Regions from separate parts of the Homo sapiens genome. Here regions 1 and 2 are each linked to region 3. A link is a contact called in ENCODE Hi-C or POLR2A ChIA-PET data. All regions are on one chromosome and are shown on one strand. Each heading gives the region's core, a stretch centred on a gene start or an enhancer-like site at or near the end of the contact. The rest is flanking DNA. Distances are from core to core; before and after follow the strand shown. Region 1 holds the start of WDR25 (WD repeat domain 25). Region 2 holds the start of LINC02325 (long intergenic non-protein coding RNA 2325). Region 3 holds the start of BCL11B (BCL11 transcription factor B).

Region 1 (3,846 bases), core at 670-3,169, 1.1 Mb before region 3:
CCTGAGGTCGAGTTCGAGACCAGCCTGGCCAACATGGTGAAACCCTGTCTCTACTAAAATACAAAAATTAGCCGGGCGTGGTGGCACACGCCTGTAATCCCAGCTACTCGGGAGGCTGAGGCAGGAGAATCATTTAAACCCAGGAGGCAGAGGTTGCAGTGAGCCAAGATCGCGCCATTGCACCCCAGCCTGGGCGACAAGAGTGAAACTTCGTCTCAAAAAAAAAAAAAATCTTTCTGAAATTCTGAACCATCATACACAATACATGGTTATCAATTAGTTCCCAGAAAGAAGTGCTTTGGTAATTTTTTACTTCTGTGCTGTTAGCACCAAGCACAATCCAGAGAAAAAGAAGGGTGCTAGGCACTCCTAGGACAGCAGAGGGCGCGGTGGAACAGCACAGAACGCTCAGGCAATAGACCGACTTCCAAGAAAACCCAGTGCACCCAACCTTAATCAAACACGCCAAGCTCCGCCTCCATCCCCCAACAGGTGGAGTCAGGTCAGCATCAACAGATTCCCTCCAAGTCCTTTTCTAAGTCATTCCAGACAGCCTATTACCCATCTCTTCTTCTAGACAATGGGTTTCTATGTCCCCTGGAATCAACCACCCAACCTCTTCCACACCTTTCCCCCAAGTGGCATCATTCGCCTGAGGGTTCCACTGGTCTACAAGTCAGGTCATCATTCCATAAATGTCTGTAGTCAGCCTCCTCTAGTAATGCCGCCCCCGTTCGCAGCCCATTCCAGGCAGGTAACAACTTCCACACGCAAAGCCAGAGTTTAAATAAAACGACCGGGCGCGGTGGCTCACGCCTGTAATCCTAGCACTGTAGGAGGCCGAGAAGGGCGGATTACCTGAGGTCGGGGGTTCAAGACCAGCCTGGCCAACATGGTGAAACCCCGTCTCTACTAAAAATACAAAAAAAAAAAAAATTTAGCCGTGTGCAGTGGTGCGCGCCTGTAATCCCAGCTACTCTGGAGGCTGAGGCCGCAGAATTGCTTGAACCCGGGAGGCGGAGGTTGCGGTGAGTGGAGATCACGCCACTGCACTCCAGCCTGGGCTACAGAGCGAGACTTGGTCTCAAAAAACAACAACAACAACAACAACTTCTAAAGCCAGCCAGCCAGCTCATCTCCAATGGAACTAATATAATATGAAAGACTAATTATAAACTAATGGAACCGTGCACTGCAAATAATTTGGCATTTCTGTTCTCTAAATGCTAAGCCTGGTCCCGAGGCCACTCTCAACTCCTCTGCCCAGGCACCACCCACCATGCACCCAGATTCCCACCACCAGGGTGCCCGTGCTCCCTCTGGAAGGAGATGAGGGATTAAACGAAGAGGAACAGACAGTAAGATGGAAGGGAAGGCAGGGACACTGGAGAAGAGTCTAAGGAAGGAGCGAGTGACTCTGACAGTCACTATCAGCAAGTCAGCCCCATGAGGACAGGACTTTCTGTGTTTTGTTCACTATTCAATGCCCAGCGTCTAAAAATATTTCTGGAATGCAAACGGGTGGGAGGGGGAGATGCTAGGAAGTAAAAGAAATAGGATATTCCCATTCAACAAACATTTCCTGATTACGTACTCTTTGTCAAGCCCTATGCTGGGTCTGGTGTGGGTGGAAATCAAACACAAAACACAGATCCCCCCGGAGGCCCCAGAGCGATGAAAGCAACAAACAAGATACGACCAGAGATGGGTTTTGAAGGATGAATAGGAGTTAGCTGAGCTGTCAATAGTAAGAAGTAAGGTTGGTCCAAGGCACAGCGCTTTCTGAAGGAACAGGAAGTGAAAGGAAGGCGAGCGGCTATGAGAGACCGCGTTAAGCGGCACGGGGCGCTTTAGGCGCTGCCCAGTCCCGGCCCCTCCAGCCCGGGGCCCGCCGCTCACCACACGCACCGGAAGCGCTCGGTTCTCCCGGAGGCAGACCGGCCAGCACACTACCATCCAGTCACGTTCCGACGCGACGCCGCGGCCGCCAGCCAATCAGTGGCGGCCTCTGCCCCGCCCCCGCGCGAACAGCCAATGACGGCGCCGTCGGGCCGGAAGTTGTTCCGTCCGGACGGCGTTTCCACGGACGCCCAGGAGACAGCCGGTTGCTGAGCCGGGAGCGCTGACTGGCCCGGCTGGGCAGGGTAAGCGAGGGGAGTAAGGCCGGGGCGGAGTGAGGAAACAAGGGAGGGAGTGATGGAGGGACGCTGGCGCGGCGCCCAGTGGCCTGGCCCTCCCGGGAGTATCCTTAGAGCCCGGCTTGCTGCCCGCCGCGTTCTGGCACTGTGAGGCGCGGAGCCTGCCACCGACCCCTCGCCCCTTTCCTCTGAGCGCCGCCGACCCACCCCGTCTCCCTTTCCCACTGGCACCCTTCATCGTCTCCGCCTGTTCGCTTTTCCCGAGGAGAGAGGCCCCCATTTTTATTTAGCGCCTGCCATGTGCCAGAGGCTTTGCGTAGTGTTGCACTTAGTCCCCTCAACGGTAATGTTAGCAGGCTTCTCCATGCCCATTCCACAGATGAGGAAACCGAAGGGGAAGCAGAAAAGTAATGCGACCCTTGCCCAAGGTTTCGAATAAGTCCAAGCTGGGATTGAAACCCAGGCGTCTGTGACCCCAGAACTCCTGATCTTTCCACTGCACTGTGCCGCCTCGGTGAACAGATGCGGGGAATTTACAGTTTCTCTTTCCACCGCCCACGACTACACAAAATCAGTCACACTGACGCTGAGGGTGGGGAACGGGAAGAGGGTGGGGAGGTTATTTGGAGGCCAGCGGGGGGTGAGGGGTGGCTGATGCAATGACCAGCTAATGGCTCGATTCTCAAGAGGGTTTCATTGGTCTCAACCTGGCCCCCCAGGCAACCCACCCCTGATTGGACAGTCTCATCAAGAAGGTTGGTCAAGAGCTCAAGTGTTTCTGAGAATCTGGGTGATTTATAAGAAACCCTTAGCTGAATGCAGGGTGGGGAGAACGAAAGACAAAAGCATCTTTTTTCAGAAGGGAAACTGAAAGAAAGAGGGGAAGAGTATTAAAGACCATTTCTGGCTGGGCAGGGCACTCTCAGCAGCTCAACTGCCCAGCGTGACCAGTGGCCACCTCTGCAGTGTCTTCCACAACCTGGGTATGTATTGCCATCTTTGCCAGGCTTAGAGCTTGTTCGTGTTTTTAGCAAAGTGCTGAAAACCTTGGTTTAGGGGGTCAGGACTTGTGTCTTAGGATTAGGGTGTTATGCATTTTACTTCTTCCATTGACCCAAAGTTCAGGTGATTCACTGCTCCCATAGGGAACAGAGATCCTGGCTGAGCAGTCGCGGGCTTGGATCCGTAGCTTGCCTCTCAGCACCGTCATGCTGTCTGTCATAATTTTCACTGATGCACCCTCCTTCTGTGCTCAACATCAGAACGTATTGTCATTCTTATTGTGACACCCAAAAGTGTCTCGTGCCTGGCTTCATAGAAATTAATGTCTTTGCCTTTTAAGATAATGTTCATGCTGTTATTTGGCGGGGAAAGCAATCTTTCTTTTAGTGTTTAAAAAAAATGGAACATGATGGGTCCCAAAAGGTGTCAAGAAATCCTTGCTCTAAAGAAGTCATTTTCTTGTCCTCTGGGAACTTGCCAGTCCAAAGGTATTGTCACCTACACTCTGGGGCCAAGATAGAAAGGATGGTATTCTACCTCCTGGTGGTATTCCAGGGATCCAGAAACACTCCTGGGCCACATTCTCTTCTCACCTGCTCCAGAATTGGCTGTCTTGATGCCACCCTTCCCCAGATTGCAGAATCAGCGTGCCCTGATCTCTGTGAGATGATTTTGATGCAACCCAAGTCTTTATCATGTTGTTCTG
Region 2 (4,515 bases), core at 631-3,130, 1.8 Mb after region 3:
CTCTCTGCCCTGAAGGACTTATCACATAGTTACACCTATGAGAATTTTCAGCAATCTCAGAATTACTTCCTCTGGAAGTATTTGCAAAAATGGGATAATGGTAGAGGCACTAAAACTGTTCCTACACTATAAAGCCAGCAACTCTCCTGCTTATAAAATGCAGCTGGGGTAGGAATGGTAAGAATAAGATAAAGTGTAAGGTCTTTCACCTCCAAGGCACTTGGACATTATATCTTTAGACTCTTTGTTATATTGACTGCATTACTCCCAAATGCTTTTTAGAGGAGGGGGGACATTTAGAAAAGTGAATTTCTTATGATCAAATCAATATGTTGTGGTTTATGACAATTTTATACATTTATGGCTAAGAACCTATCTGCAATCACTTCCTAGACAAAAGTTAATCATCTTAGAATTTAAAAAAACATAGTTTATTTTTTACACAATTTCTGGGATTGGATTTCCCAACATGCAGCCCAAACACCTGCTCAGAGCACAGGTAAAACAGAAGTCTCACCTCAAAGTCAGCAATTTTTAGAAAAACTTGACATACAAAAAACACATAAGAGCTGTTATGTTGGACATTCTTGCTGTAATGGCTATATATATATATGTAATTATTATTATACACATACACACTCACGTTTTTCTTTTGAGTCAGGGTCTCGCCCTGTCATTCAGGCTAGAGTGCAGTGGTGCCATCACTGCTCACTGCAGCCTCAACCTCCTAGGTTCGAGTGATCTTCCCCACCTCAACCTCCAAAGTAGCTGGGGCCACAGGCACATGCCAACATGCCTAGCTAATTTTTTTTATTTCTTATTTTTGTAAAGATGGGGTCTTGTCACGTTGCTCATGTGGGTCTCAGACTCCTGGGCTCAAGCGATCCTCCTGTCTCAGCCTCCCAAAGTGCTGAAAACTACAGGCGTGAACCACTAAACCTGGCCTGTTATATATTAATTTTAATTTAAAATACCCATGAAAAGGGGAGTAGGTTATTTTCAGTACTTAAGGTCCGAATATCGTGGGCTGCTGGGCTGGGGCTCACGACCCATCCGCAAATAACACAGAGGCAGACACAGAGAAAATCAGACATTGAGGCTTTCCTCACCTGCCTCTGTCTCCCTCCATCTCTGCAACTCTGCAATGCCCCAAGCAGGAGTCTGCTTTTTTGTATAATGGGCAACCCAATCTTGGCAGGAAACCAAAAGTCAATTTCCAGGAAAGGCAGAAAAGAGGGCTATAAAAACTAGAGGACCTCTGTGGCCTTGTGGTCACCTCTCCTCTCTTGCAAAGACACAGCTGTCACCAGAACCCCACGTCTCCACCAGCACAATGCCTCTCAAGATGCTGTAAGCGCCTAGGGAAAGCCAGCCTGCTAAAGGACGCACATGTGCGCACACACACAAACTTCAGGATGGCCATCAATTCAGTTCCTCCTTTACCAAACACTGTGACATGCCTTTCCCCTCTTCTCTCTCTCTCTCTAACCAGCCTTTCTCCCCCACCTCTCCCCCTTCACAACGCCCAGTTTTATTAGTATTATTATTCTCTTAAGTGGCACATGTAGTACCACTTCCTGCTCCATGAGGCCCCGCCGAAAGCGACGGAAGCGCGCCCTCCTCGCCGTGACATCTGTCTTGGCGGCAGCCTCCTCAGGCGGTTCTCTTGGCAGCCTCCACGCTGCCACCAGGCCTGTCGGGTGGCTGTACGGCTGACGGGCTGTCACCGCCGCCTCCTCTTGCGGGCTGCCATTTTCTTTTGATTTACCTTTGATTCGGAGGCATTTGCATGCTTTCATCACTTGGTGGACAAAGTCCTCGGCAAGTCTCCCATGGCTGCTTTCTGTGTAGGCAGCCAGGAAAGGGGCGGATCCCTCTGTGACTTTGCTTTGAGGTGTAAATGGAGGCCCGGCTGGCCTATGTCACGGGGAGCCCGGAAGCGGGTGTAGACTGTCACTTCCCAGCTCCCCGGGAGACGCTATGTAGTTGCTCCTCGCTTTGGCTAGGGAGCTGCTTCGCCAGTGACAAGTGTCCCCCGTGTCAATTAGTTTATTAATCACCCAGCTAGACAACTTGGTAATGTGGTAATTTCAGGGTTAGGCTGCACCGAGTTCTTCCTTTTCTGGCTGGGCATAAGAGCTCGTTAAAGGACTTCCCCTGCTCTCCAGAAAACTCTTTCTCTGCCTTTGTGCATATCCCAGTGAAGCCATTCAAAACTGCAACTCCTCTTCCCCGGCGTGCGGACAGGAGGGAGGACAGGGTTAAATTGCTAATCGAGGTTTCGTGAGGTCTGCCAGAGCCGAGTCTCCAACACTTACATCTGTTCAACAATTATTACAGCATTTTTGTCATAAAAAATTCAACACCCTGAGTGTCGTGCTAGCAAAACCTGAAAATTTATGCAGTGAATAGAATAGCTAATTTCTCTGAGGAAATGCAGGAGGAAAATTACAGATTTTACTTAAATTCCAAACACCAGAGTGCACACATCTGACGCCCTCTTTGGATTTTTTGTCAACCACCGGACCGAAGACGCCTTCCCGTCCACCAGGAAGCGGGGAAGACCCTGGACACATGCTCTGACCTTGGAAGAAGCCGTACTGTGAAACTCCAGACTGATCTATGCACCCACCCAGAGTGTCTCTAAAAGACCTCTCTCCCAATTAAATCCATGCGTGGTACAGAGTCAGACTTCGATTCCGGAGCGAGGTTAGCGTGATTGGTTTGCGTTTTTCCCACTCCCTTCTTCCAATTTGCCCCCCACGCCTTTAAAACAGCTCCTTGGAGAAAACAGAGGGGATGGAGAAGAGCCCCGACAGCATCGAGAGTCTTAAATCTCCTTAATTCATTCTAATGCTGTTTGATGCTTGCAACGGCAGCATTGGAGTTTGCCTCTCTGCTCCATAAAGGTCTGGAATATGGATTTTATGCTAAAACTAAAGCTGTCTAGTTAGGATGCCAGCAGAGTGGAACAATATGCTACAGGCGATCCTCAACTATTCTCCAGGGCCGGAGCCTGACTTCCCGACTGGGTGTTTGTTACCTTAATCATCATTGCAGCGGGATGAACAGGAATTTCTTGCACTGCCACCACAGTGGCACAATTAACGTTATCCGAATTTTCAGAGATTCTACTGCAGAGAGAGGATACTTGCTCCCCTCTGTTAGTGACTGCTCCAGGGTCCCTGTTTATTTTCCCTAGAATGAGGTGGTCAAAGGAACCAGCTGCCCTCTGCCCACTTACTCTGTCTCATGACAGCTCAGCATGGTAAATATTTTCTCTGTAGGGTCTCACATCTCCTGACCATCTCACCTCAGGGCTGGGGAGCACAGCCACACGCCAAGAGCAGAATCCATCACTGGCATTTATGTCTTAATAAAAGCGTGTGCCATTTTCAGATAAAGTAAACACTGCAGCCATTTCCTCTTGCCAGTAGAGGTTTTTCTCTCTTTCCTTCTGAGTCATACCCTTCTAGAAGGTGCAATGTGCCTTCAGAAGAACCCAAGGAGGCTGTGATTCAGAGGTTCCAGAAACAGACACAGCTCTCCAGGCCCTGTGAGTGGCAGTGACAGAATGAGGAGTCCTCCACCCCCTGCAGCCCAGCTATGCCTCAGGCACAGAGCACCCACCAGAAGGAGGATCAGCTCCACCTGGCTCCCAGGCAAACCACGTCCCCAGGCACTGGTGTCACGGCCCAGGTGCTGCCTCTGGCTCTGTCCCACATGGAGGCCTCCCAGTGGGTCACATCCCAGCACAGTCCTCCTGCCTGATATCACCCCCAATCTGTCCTGGGGCTGGAGAGCTCTGAGGAGGGGACCTATGAGTGCAGTGTTTGCCGGCCAGGGCAGAGCCTAAGTGACCCCATGTGAATCCTACTGTGACCCTGCATGGAGACAATCAGAAAAATAACACAGACACGAGCCACAACCACACTGCTGTCAGAACGTCCCAGGCTCTCGTCCCAAGCACTTTGTCTGGCTTAATTTTCAGAACCGCCCTGTAAAGTACATATTATCATTCCCTTTTTCTTGCTGATGAGTCCAGAGTTCAAAAAGATTAAACAAATTCGCCAAGACTGCCCAGCAAGTAACCAGTAGGGCCAAGATCAGATGTCAGACAGGTCAGATGCAGAGCCCCTGCCCTCTCCACCGTGCCACCCTGCCCTTGAGGCAGCTTTCCATTTGAGAAGTAAGTTTAGCACGAGATGCACGACAAAACTGGTAACAGGGCAGACCTGAGGAATGAGGTATGTCTGCATGTGGGGGGGACCATGCCTGTGCAGCCTGCTCTGCAGAGGAGAAAGGTGGAGACAAACCAGAAGGAATGGGGACTTAGCTTGACTTGAGAGAATTAGGCTTTGAGAGGCATCACTTCCAAGAAACGGTTCTATTGCCCTCTTCCTCCTCCATAGCTGTGGTTTTCTAACCATGTATCCCATAGAAGAGAAGTTTGAGGTCCATCATGGTGGAAATGGTGCTGCAAAGCTCCCTACAACTGCAGCATTGATCTTCTCT
Region 3 (4,278 bases), core at 1,526-4,025:
TGATCCGGCTTGGAACGTGAGACATGGAGCGCAGCAAGACTAAAGGGGGAGCTGTGAGACCAGACATTAACAGCTTTGCGCGCTGATGAGGCCCGTGCCAGACGGGCAGAGGGAAAAAGAGGAGACTGGAGTGGCAGCTGGGATCGCTCCCTGCCTGCGCCCGGCCGCCTCTCGGGAGAAGAGGAGGAGGAGGAGGAGGGGAAGGAGGGGGAGAAGGAGGAGGAGGGGGAGGAAGATGCGGAGGAAAAGGGGGAGGAGGAGGGCGAAGGGGCCGGCTCAAGGCTGGGCAGGGGCAGAGCAGCCTCTCCCCGGCTGCCGCGAGGTGGAGCGCGCCGGCGGGCGGCGGCGTGTCCGGCCCTGCGTCCGCCCGCCCGCGCGTCCCTCTTCCCGCCGTCGGGGCAGCGCGGGGCCAATGAGGAAGTGCTCCTCGGGTCCGTGGGGCACGCGCCGGCCCACGCCAGCTACTTCCTGCTGGGAGTGGGGAGGGGGTGCCCCCTCCCCAGGCACGGCCCCTTACCGCACGCGGGGTGGCGGCTGCAGCTGGGACTCCGAGAGCCCTTGCGCCGCTCGCGGAGGGGCTCCCTTTTCCTGAGGGGTCCTCCCCGTCCCGCCTTGCCACTGGCGGGGTCTGCCTTCCTTGTAATCAACCCCAGGAAGGTGAGGGTCGTGGGTCGGGATTTCGAGTCCCGGACCGCCGGCGGCGCTGGGCTGCAGGCACGCCGCGGTGTTTTGGGTCCAGACCTGTCCCTGACGCGCTGTGTGTCCTAGGGCAAAGTGCTCACCCTCTCTGGGCTTCACATCGCTAGTTCTCAGAAAGAGAGCGCGAGTTGATCTTTCAAATTTAGAGTCCGGGCGAGTAGGGATGGCCAGTTTATGAATGTCTTAAAGAAGTTTATTAAAGGTGCGTGTGGGCATATTTTTTTTAAGCCACTTTCCTGGAAAGATTTTCCCGGTGAGAGGGATGGCAGAAGAGGGAGGCCCTACTAGACTTTGGACCACGTGGAGGTGGGGTGTTGGGGGTGGGCAGCCGGGTGCAGCCTGCCCGGCCAGGGCGAGGAGGTGCAAGTCCGCGCCCCGCCCCCGGTCTCCATCCGCTCGGCCTCGCGTCCGCCCACCGTGGAGCCCACAGTTTACAGAACTGCAAGCCAGGGCACATTTTATTGTTATTATTTTTTAGGGTATGGGACTGGAAGGGATCTCTTTCTGTTCTCGCTCACGGACTCTGGGCGCTGTTAAATTGTTGGTGCCATCGCCCCACCCAAGACCTTCGGGACGAAAACAAAAACCCCCGTGTGCCCCCCGAGGAAAAGGCCCCGAGGGAGGCGGCGCTGAGGCGTCACGGCCTCGCCATGCGCCCGGGTGAAGCCGCCGGAGCCAGGCCTGGGGGCGGAGTGGGGTGGGTGCAGCTGGACTCGCCCGCGAAGCCTAGCCGGAGCCAGGCCCCGACCCGCCCTGGCCGCCTCCAGAGAAACCCTGAGAAGGGAGAGGAGGCCAGCCGCGTGGCGCGCCCAGCCCTGGAGGCCAGGTCATCAAATTGACAAAGTTGGCCACAGCCTGGGGAATGGGGGGTGTCCACGGGGGCCGTGGTCTGGCCTTGTCCCCGGGCCACGGAGAGGCCCCACAACTCCTCTTGTCCTCGCCGGTTGGAGATCAAACGGCTGACAAGGCAGCTGCGTCCTTCCCAGTCTGACAGGCATTTCCAAGTCCTACCCTGGGCCGAGGAGCGCGGGGGGCGGGGTGTGACTTCCAGGTTGCTGTGATTGTCAGGGGCGCCTCCTGGAGTCACCCACCCGAGTATCTGCGGAGATTTGGCCACACCTACTCCTGGGCTGGCAAGTCCAAGTCCCTCTCCCACGTGGAGCGCCCCGGTCCCTTTACCCTCTCGCTTGCCATAGACCCAGTTTAGGAGGTGGGGTCGTGTTTGACCCCAGGAGTTAATCGGGGTAAGGTGAGGGGAGGGGACAAAGATTTGAGTGAAAATCCTTTTCCAAGTGGGACTCAAACAAGGTCTCAAACACTTCTCACCCCCTCACGTGCTCTTGATTCTGTTGTCTTAGTGTCGTTTATTTTGTCATCCTCACCCTCCCAGAGTCTGTAATACCAGGATTTATATGGAGACACTTTTTGGAAGTTGAACTCCAACATCTACTCCCCTCCCCTCGCCGCCCGCGACCATAAAACAAAAGTAAAAACTACCAAGCGACTTTTCCAGGGAAACGAAGCGATTCTTACTGTCCCCCCAACTCCCATGTCGACCCCAACCCTTTTCCACAGTCCACGCCCCCACCCCCAAAGTCCAAGTCCGAAAGAGCTTTTGGGTGGGTGGAGACTTGCATTGATTCAATTTAGTTCACTCACACAGCACCCCGCCCCCCTTCTCAGGGGGTCCTGCTCCCAGGATGGAGGAGATATAAGGACGATTTTTCTTTTATTTTAAAATAAGCTGCCCAGTGGCCCCCCCCAACCCCCTCCCGCTGTTGCGCAGCCGGGGCTCGGGGGAGATGAGCGCACAAAAACGCGGTTTGCACGTGTGTCCGGCTTGGGCTGCGGGTGTGCGCAACTGGCGACTGTGTGTGTGTGTGTGTGAGTGTGCGCGCGCGCGCGAGTGTGTCTCTGTGTGTGCTTTCTTGTTCTCTTACAGGGTACAATGTTAAAAAGCCACCGCTAGTCGCCCCCAGTGCTCCGACTCTCTGGGTCTTTTTGTCTCTAGTGCAGATTAAACGTCACGTCCGCACTTGAACTTGAATTTTATCCCATTGTACAGAGGCAGCCCCAGCCATAGAGAGACCGAGAGCTCCCAGAGAACCCGGACTCCGCCATCTTCACGTTGCAATCTATAGCTCCCAGTCTGCGCCCGCACCGACCCAGGCGCACTGGGCGAGCCGCCCCTCCGCCCCGCTCCCCCCGGGCCCGCGGCGCCAGGGGAGCGCTGGGGAGCGCTCGCGGGGACTCGGCAGCCCCTCCGGCCGGCGCCAGCCTGCCAGGTGAACTGGGAAGGAGCCTCTCCTGGTGTCCCCCCAGAGCCTCGGAAGGGTCAGTCTCCGAGAAAAAACAAAAACAAAAACAAAAACAGGCAGCCCGCAGAAAACCCAGAAACAACCGAACCGGGGCAGTTTTACATTGCTTTGGGTTTTTTGAGGGGGCGGGGTGAGGGGGTACGAGACAAGTCCCCAAGTTTTCTTTGCTTTTTTTTTTCCTTTGCTTTTTCTTCTTTTATTTTTTTATTTGTTTGCATTTTTTTTCCCCTCCTGGTAGAAGTGCGCTTTCCACCTACCAGACCCTGAAAGAAAGTGTCAGGAGCCGGTGCAAAACCCAGTTTAAGTTCAAGAAGACATTTGCAAGTGCAAGAGGCCAAGCAGTTTGAAGAAGTGTAAGAGATTTTTTTTCCTTCGAAAGAATATATTTTTAAAGAAACCAGCCAGTCCGCGGAAAGCAACAGCAGTTTTTTTTTTTTTTGCCTCTTTTTCTTATTTTAGATCGAGAGGTTTTTCTTGCTTTTCTTCCCTTTTTTTTCTTTTTGCAAACAAAACAAAAAACAGCATAGAAGAAAGAGCAAAATAAAGAAGAAGAAGAGGAGGAAGAGAGGGAAAGAGAGGAAGGGAAAAAAAACACCAACCCGGGCAGAGGAGGAGGTGCGGCGGCGGCGGCGGCGGCGGCAGCGGCGGCAGCGGCGCGGCGGCGGCTCGGACCCCCTCCCCCGGCTCCCCCCATCAGTGCAGCTCTCCGGGCGATGCCAGAATAGATGCCGGGGCAATGTCCCGCCGCAAACAGGGCAACCCGCAGCACTTGTCCCAGAGGGAGCTCATCACCCGTAAGTGTCTGCGGAGTGCGCGCGAGGGGCCGGAGATGGGGCTCCGGGCGTCTGGGGCTGGGGACACCGAGCCCGGAACAGCCGAGCCTGGCCAGGCGCCGGGGCCGCCCGCTGGCTGGCAGAGTCTACGGCGTCGGCCTGGAGCATGGCGGGGGGCGGGGGCCATAGGAAAGTTTCTTTGCAGCCCGGGGAGTTGGGGCGCCGAGCAGCCGGACGCGCCTCGGGCTCGGGGGCCTGCGGAGCCGGCTCCGGGCCGGGGAGGGGGCATGCAGGCTGGAGGAGTGTGTGTGTGTGCGCGCCGAGCCCGGCTGGACGCTCGCCCCTCCGAGCGGCGTGTGTGGCGGCGGCGGCGCTGGTGGCGGGGTTTGGAGAGGAGGGGGAGGGGGCTGGGGGAGCGGAGGGGGAGGGGGAGCCGGGAAGTGGGGAAAAGTTGGCGAGCGCGTGGGTCCGCGCTGACGGCGCGGGCG

What was found. Hi-C counts contacts between places; a loop is a spot of excess contacts on that map. ChIA-PET counts read pairs that join two places held with the same protein, here RNA polymerase II (POLR2A). Pooled maps may share reads with other maps.
Region 1: a pooled map shows a loop between it and region 3 (8-fold over the local background). The contact joins the promoter of WDR25 here to the promoter of BCL11B in region 3. A Hi-C loop is called at or near these places in 1 of 37 single-sample maps with no recorded cell type and 7 of 50 pooled maps. POLR2A ChIA-PET finds 5 or more read pairs at or near these places in 1 of 52 experiments (T-cell).
Region 2: a map of CD8-positive, alpha-beta T cell shows a loop between it and region 3 (9-fold over the local background). The contact joins the promoter of LINC02325 here to the promoter of BCL11B in region 3. A Hi-C loop is called at or near these places in 6 of 168 maps with a recorded cell type or tissue (CD4-positive, alpha-beta T cell, CD4-positive, alpha-beta memory T cell, CD8-positive, alpha-beta T cell and 1 more) and 12 of 50 pooled maps. POLR2A ChIA-PET finds 5 or more read pairs at or near these places in 5 of 52 experiments (activated CD4-positive, alpha-beta memory T cell, activated naive CD4-positive, alpha-beta T cell, activated naive CD8-positive, alpha-beta T cell and 1 more).

Annotation. Positions count from the first base shown.
Region 1 is chr14:100,374,558-100,378,403 of GRCh38, reverse strand. It overlaps WDR25 (WD repeat domain 25), which reads right to left and starts at 1,919. Exons shown (of 7, transcript NM_001161476.3): 1 at 1,909-1,919. WARS1 (tryptophanyl-tRNA synthetase 1) reads left to right here and starts at 3,057. Exons shown (of 11, transcript NM_004184.4): 1 at 3,057-3,121. RefSeq lists silencers at 1,786-1,835, 2,026-2,085 and enhancers at 2,596-2,955, 2,966-3,105.
Region 2 is chr14:97,456,181-97,460,695 of GRCh38, reverse strand. It overlaps LINC02325 (long intergenic non-protein coding RNA 2325), which reads right to left and starts at 1,880. Exons shown (of 5, transcript NR_110166.1): 1 at 1,769-1,880.
Region 3 is chr14:99,270,694-99,274,971 of GRCh38, reverse strand. It overlaps BCL11B (BCL11 transcription factor B), which reads left to right and starts at 2,775. Exons shown (of 4, transcript NM_138576.4): 1 at 2,775-3,811. The coding sequence starts at 3,754. RefSeq lists silencers at 365-564, 2,849-2,928.